2 separate regions of the Homo sapiens genome follow, and region 2 is linked to region 1. Evidence: read pairs that join two places in POLR2A ChIA-PET (ENCODE). Cell type or tissue: PC-9. All regions are shown on one strand. Each heading gives the region's core, and the rest is flanking DNA. Links, peaks and the distances in the headings are about the cores only. Region 1 overlaps LOC107984671 (a long non-coding RNA gene). Region 2 overlaps HNRNPC (heterogeneous nuclear ribonucleoprotein C).

The links. ChIA-PET counts read pairs that join two places held together with the same protein. Peaks named below come from ENCODE experiments on the same cell type or tissue, not always from the same donor. Only the 100,000 strongest peaks of a DNase experiment are listed, where the experiment ranks them.
Region 2: POLR2A ChIA-PET joins it to region 1 with 10 read pairs; 1 of 35 experiments calls an interaction of 5 or more read pairs at or near these places.

The regions. Positions count from the first base shown.
Region 1 is chr14:20,742,083-20,745,004 of GRCh38, reverse strand. The region is part of intron 2 of LOC107984671 (a long non-coding RNA gene); the gene reads left to right. It also overlaps a transcript of EDDM3A not described here. Among named protein-coding and RNA genes, the nearest start is that of EDDM3A, 2.3 kb to the left of the region's middle. In PC-9, for the core only: no CTCF peak of the experiment used is centred there; a DNase peak (open chromatin) is centred at 1,244.
Region 2 is chr14:21,229,421-21,232,342 of GRCh38, reverse strand. HNRNPC (heterogeneous nuclear ribonucleoprotein C) reads left to right here. Exons shown (of 9, transcript NM_004500.4): 4 at 1,271-1,346; 5 at 1,977-2,024. Among named protein-coding and RNA genes, the nearest start is that of LINC00641, 24 kb to the right of the region's middle. In PC-9, for the core only: no CTCF peak of the experiment used is centred there; no DNase peak of the experiment used is centred there; H3K27ac peaks cover 544 bases.

The sequences.
Region 1 (2,922 bases), core at 199-2,698:
GCTAAGCCTCAACACATCAGCCTCTAAAAGTGCTGGGATTACAGGCATGAGCCACTTGGTCAGGCCAGAAAATCACTTTTAATGTTGTGAATTGTGAGACCTTCATTGAGAGGTGAAAGAATATCTAGTGAACACAGTGGCCAAATAGCTATGAATGATTAGGTAGCCAGTATCTGAAATTTCTCTACTCAGTTTTTTAATTATAACCTTTAGCTGTTTGGTGACACTGTACTGCTTACTATTAAAATGTCACATAGCCTGGCCATAGTTTCTACAATGCTACTATACGTAACATCTGACTGTGAAGTATAGGTCACAAGGTGCTGGCTAAGTTGTTTTTCAGGACCTCAAGATTCAGTCCTGAACTCAGCTCAAACTGACAAGACCACAACTTCTTCAACTGAGTTTGTGCAAGTGTTCAATGGTTACCTTTAACATCACAGCCGGAATTTTCCACCATATTTTCCATGCCAACTCCCCACAAATTGGCAAATGTGACCAATACTGGTTCATCAACACTAGTCAAAGTTACGATTTATGAATAAAGTAAGACTCTTGCAAATCTTTTCTAACAACACTTCCAAAGGCTGCTCCTAGCCAAACCACCTTAGTTGATTTTCTCACTGGGCCACCTTATTGTTGGAATGACAGAAGGTTCAGTTTATATCCAGAACTTATCTTCAAACCCCCACTCCTGTGAAGCAGTCCTTGAGTAATAGAAAATCATGTGCTGATAGACTGGATGGACGGGAGATAGTCTTAGAGCAGGTTCTGTGCATCCTTCTACTCTCTAGGTCTTTGGGGGACAGGGGAGAGCAAAACAGGAACAATTCTGGGCCTCTGAATTTGGATGATTTGAGAGGCGATTCTGAGGGAAAATCAGTTTTTTGTCATGTGCCCACACATCCAGAGCTCTTTCCAACAAATGTGCATTGTCTATTGAAGACAAATTCAAGTAGTGACTCAATGAATGTAGAGAGGTGGGAGAGAGAAGCCACCTGAGCCAATGTATGAGCCAGTGTTTCTCAAATACTTGATATTCCACTTTTAATATGGAAAAAAAATCATGGACTCCAAGCATACATCCATGAACTCTCCTATGAGCTAAGCCCAAAGTCCTAAAGCTTTTTGGATATAAACCCAATTAGGAGGCCATCTAAACTAAACTGGGGAAAAGCATATTGTTATATTTACAGAAATTAGCCACTATGAATGCAGCCCAGGAAGGTAACCCAACCAGTATTTCTGGAAACTACGTAATGGGTCTACTTCCTAGGGTTGTCTACCAGCTTGTGTAACAGAAGCTCCTTGGGCAGTGACTTTTGATTTCGGTTTTTAAGGAGGTATTCCCCTTTAAATATAAATTTTAAATCACTTGAAAATTATGTTCATCCTTTATTGTCTTTGATTTTAATTATTTTCTGTTAATTCCTTGATATGTCCTTTTATTATTATTATTATTATTTTTGGAATGGAGTTTCACTCTTGTCGTCCAGGCATGATCTCAGCTCACTGGAACCTCTGCCTCCTGGGTTCAAGTGATTCTCTTGCCTCAGCCTTCTGCGTAGCTGGGAGTACAGGTGCGCACCAACACATCCGGGTAATTTTTGTATTTTTAGTAGAAACAGGGTTTTGCCATGTTGGCCAGACTGATCTCAAACTCCTGACCTCAGGTGATCCACCCGCCTTGGCCTCTCAAAGTGCTGGGATTAAAAGCGTGAGCCACCGCACCAAGCCAATATTTCTTTTGTTAGCCACTATTCAATTCTTAAATGTTTGTGAACTACTGTTTCACAAAACCATAAAAGTGACTTAGGTTCCTCATTCAGGGGATGACAACGTCTATAGGTGTCTTAATCTGTGATCCACGGACTTCCAAGGGCTCCATGGATGGAATTCATAGGATCAATGCAGTAGTGCAGTGCAGAAAATTACATCTCTATTTTCACTCACCCATATTGAAATGTAGGGGCTGGGCATAGTGGCTCACACCTGTAATCCCAACACTTGAGAAGGTCAAAGTGGGAGGATCACTTGAGCTCACGAGTTTGAGACCAGCCTGGGCAACACAGGGAGAAACCCTATCTCTACAGAAAATTAAAACAATTAGTTGGGTGTGGTGGCACATGCCTGTAGTCCCAGCTACTTAGGAGGCTGAGGTGGGAGGATCACTTGAGGCCAGGAGTTGAAAACCAGCCTGGTCAACATAATGATAACCTGACTCTACCAAAAAAAAAAAAGAAAAATTTTTAAGGCCAGTAGTGGTAGCACGTGCCTGTAACCTCAGCTACTTGGGAAACGGAGGCAGGAAGATTGCTTGAGCTTAGAAGTTTAAGGCTGGACTGAGCTATGATAGCACCAGCCTGGGTGACTGAGTGAGACCCTGTCTCTCAAAAACAAAACAAAACAAACATAACAAAAACTAAAAAAAAACCCAAAACCCTAACCCCATACTCCTTGAGACACAGATGAGAAGATGAATGTAGGCATCAGGCCACACACCTATCGTGGTTACACGAGGATTCCCTTGGAGAGAGATAATGGTGGCTGTATTTTCACAATGCTCTGCTTTAGTCAGTTAAGAGAAGTCCAGATAAGATTTCTTACGCGAGGACCAGCAAGGTCTGTTGAGTACAAAGACTGGAGGAAATCAGACAACAAAAACTGAATACTTCCTCATACCTCTTCTCTCAGGTGGTATTGTTTAAGACTCAGCAGTGTGGTTCCCTCATATACTTTGACTGGTCCTGGGACTGCAGACTTAGCACTATCTGGTTTCCCATCTGCCCAGGATGGGAATCAGTACCCACCTCTTGTAGGAATTCTTCAGGGATGAGAGAGAAATTCTGAGCCAGTTGCTGCAACAATGCAGCTTGCAAGGTACGGGCTTGATCTGGGGACACTGTAATATTCACCCATCCT
Region 2 (2,922 bases), core at 228-2,727, 490 kb before region 1:
TATTTTGGGGCATTTGTATATTAAAATGAAGCTCATTTTAATAAAAGCAGTATATATGAAAATGGAGTTACTGTTGACTCGAGTGCTGTAGCATGACTGGGAAGGTAAACTGAATTTTAGAGAGTTTTTGGCTTTTTGACATGGGCTTTTTAGAACAAGGAGAAGATAAATTCTTGTTTGGTAGGCAGTGGGTGGCAGGGTAGGTAGCTGGGCATACGTGTTACAAATTGTATTTGAAAACCAGGGTTGTTTCCCTTTGCTCTTTTATTTTTTTTGGTGTGTGTAAAGGTTGTTTAAGCAATTGATCAATTATTCAGAAAGCAGTCGTTAACCCAGGATATTTTACGTGTAGAACAGCTAATCCTTACTTATAAAGAAAATCTGAAGTTGCCTTTGAGGATGATTTGAGGTTGTCACACTTCACTATGTTAATTTGTGAATTGGCATATATTTTAATATATTTCATTCTAATATATTTGTAATAATTCGGAATGAGCTGAACCATTCTTGGAAAGGCAACCAGTGATAGTTTTCTCTTGTAATAGTAACTGAGTGAACAGTCAGTACCTTGAATGGGGAGAGTTGAGTTGAAGTGGTATCTGAGGGTGGAGAGTACCAAAGACAGACTTAATGTTAGTCTCAGGAACACTTGAATGGTAAAGAACAGACTACAAAGAAACGGAAGATGAAGCCTTAGCCTTGTAAAAATTTGTGAGCCTTTTTAATATTAAAAGGAGAGATGAAGCTGAGCTTGATAGCTCACACCTGTGATTCCAGCACTTTGGGAGGTCAAGGCAGATCACGTGACCCCAAGAGTTCGTCCCTACGAAAAATAGAAAAATTAACCAGGCGTGGTGGTCCCTGCTACTTGGGTGGGAGGATCACCTGAGCTTCGGAGGTCTAGGCTGTATTGAGCCATTATTGCATCACTGCACTCCAGCTTGTATGACAGTGAGACAGTGTCTTAAGGAAAGATGAGTTGTTTTGTTCCACATTTTCTAATTTATGTGTCTGTGTGATTTTCTAAACTTCGTAGTTTGTATTAGCTGGGCATGGTGGTGCCCGCCTGTAGTGACAGTTACTCTCGAGGCTGAGGCAGGAGAATCGCTTGAACCGGGAGGTAGAGGTTTCAGTGAGCCAAGGTGACACCACTGCACTCCAGCCTGAGCGAGAAAGCGAAACTATGTCTCAAAAATAAAAAAAATAAACTTTGTAGTTTGTTTTACCCGGATACAAAGTTGTCATTAACATTTTTACTTTTGTTTTTCAGATATTAACCTGGCTGCAGAGCCAAAAGTGAACCGAGGAAAAGCAGGTGTGAAACGATCTGCAGCGGAGATGTACGGGTCAGTAACAGAACACCCTTCTCCGTCCCCTCTACTCAGGTCCGGAACTTTATTATTTATAACTGCATTGTGTCCATCAGTGGGCATCTTCTCTTTCTGTTTTCTGGGTGTGGGGAGGTTTAAGTGTACTGTGTTTTATCTGTGTATAAATAAGGTTTTATTATTTTTGTGTTAATATGTCTCTTTTTTGCCCTAGAGAAAATTTCTAGAGAATTAAAAATCCCTGAGGTTTTTGCTATTGATATTAAAGAGTAGTTTGATATTTATAGCATAACCTGAAATACTTATACAGGATCGTTGAGCTTCTAAGACACTAGAGAGTAAGAGAGGGTAGAAGTGTGGTATAAGAATGCTTAGTTTACCATTCTGTTTTTCAGTGTTTAGTTTAGCTATGTCGTATGTGGAAATCTTAGCGAATTTTAACCTGAATTTCCAATTTGACCGCTACATTTCCAGTGGTCTAAGGTGATTGGAATTGAGTGATTTATTGTATGAATGATTGGGGATCATTCAGTGCTAATCTTGTTGATCTATTTGTTGTGGTTTATTTGGCATGGTTCTCCCCTCACCTGACATTGTGAATTAGTAGAAACATTTCCAAATTAACCCTTTTCGGTATTTATTTTTCAGCTCCTCTTTTGACTTGGACTATGACTTTCAACGGGACTATTATGATAGGTATGTTAAAATGTTTTGTATTTCTGCTAAACAGCTATTTAGTGAGAACCATTTCGTTCTTCTGGTTTGTGGTGATGAACATCAAAGATGTTTTCAAACATACTCCCCTAACTCCAAAACAAAAAAACACCTTTTTCTAAATCATTAAGTAGATTATTAGGTAGGGTGATACTGATTTTAATGCATTATTTCATAATCCCTGGCTAACGTGGTGAAACCCGTTTCTACTAAAAATACAAAAAAATTCGCTGAGTGTGGTGACTAGGGACTGGGTTATGGGTGGCTTTGGGTAACAGATTTAGAACTGTTGATAGCAAATGCTTAACAGGAAATAGGATGATGTGCTTAAGAGTGTTACCACATTGACATTCTGATAACATCAGTCTCAGTTAACATGAAGGAAATGTTAAGACTTATTTGGCTTGTCGCGTTCAAACTCATGCAGTATATGTAAGTATATGGAGCAAACTATTGTATGCAATAGACTTTAAACATGCAATATATAAAGCATATTACTTTATATACTATTTGTCTTATAATGCCAGTATTCCAGTCATTAGTATTTTAATGTTATTACTGTATATAACAATTCAGTCTGATTTTGGAATAAAAATTACTGATTGGGGAATGCTTAACATTTGAACTGAGTTAATCAGTCATGCATGGGAGTTGTAAAGGAATCAAGTCAGCCGTTAAATACCATAAAGTATACACTGAAAGTGTCAGACATGAAAGTATAGACTTTCTGTTTGAGAAATAACCTCACAGAATATGGTACGTAGTCATTAGAAGGCCAGAAGAGTAAGGCCCGAAAAGGAATTCAAATCCAGATTGTAAAGGGCCTTGAATGCCATAATAAAATGGTGTGGTTGAGCATCATTAATGCATCATCAAAATG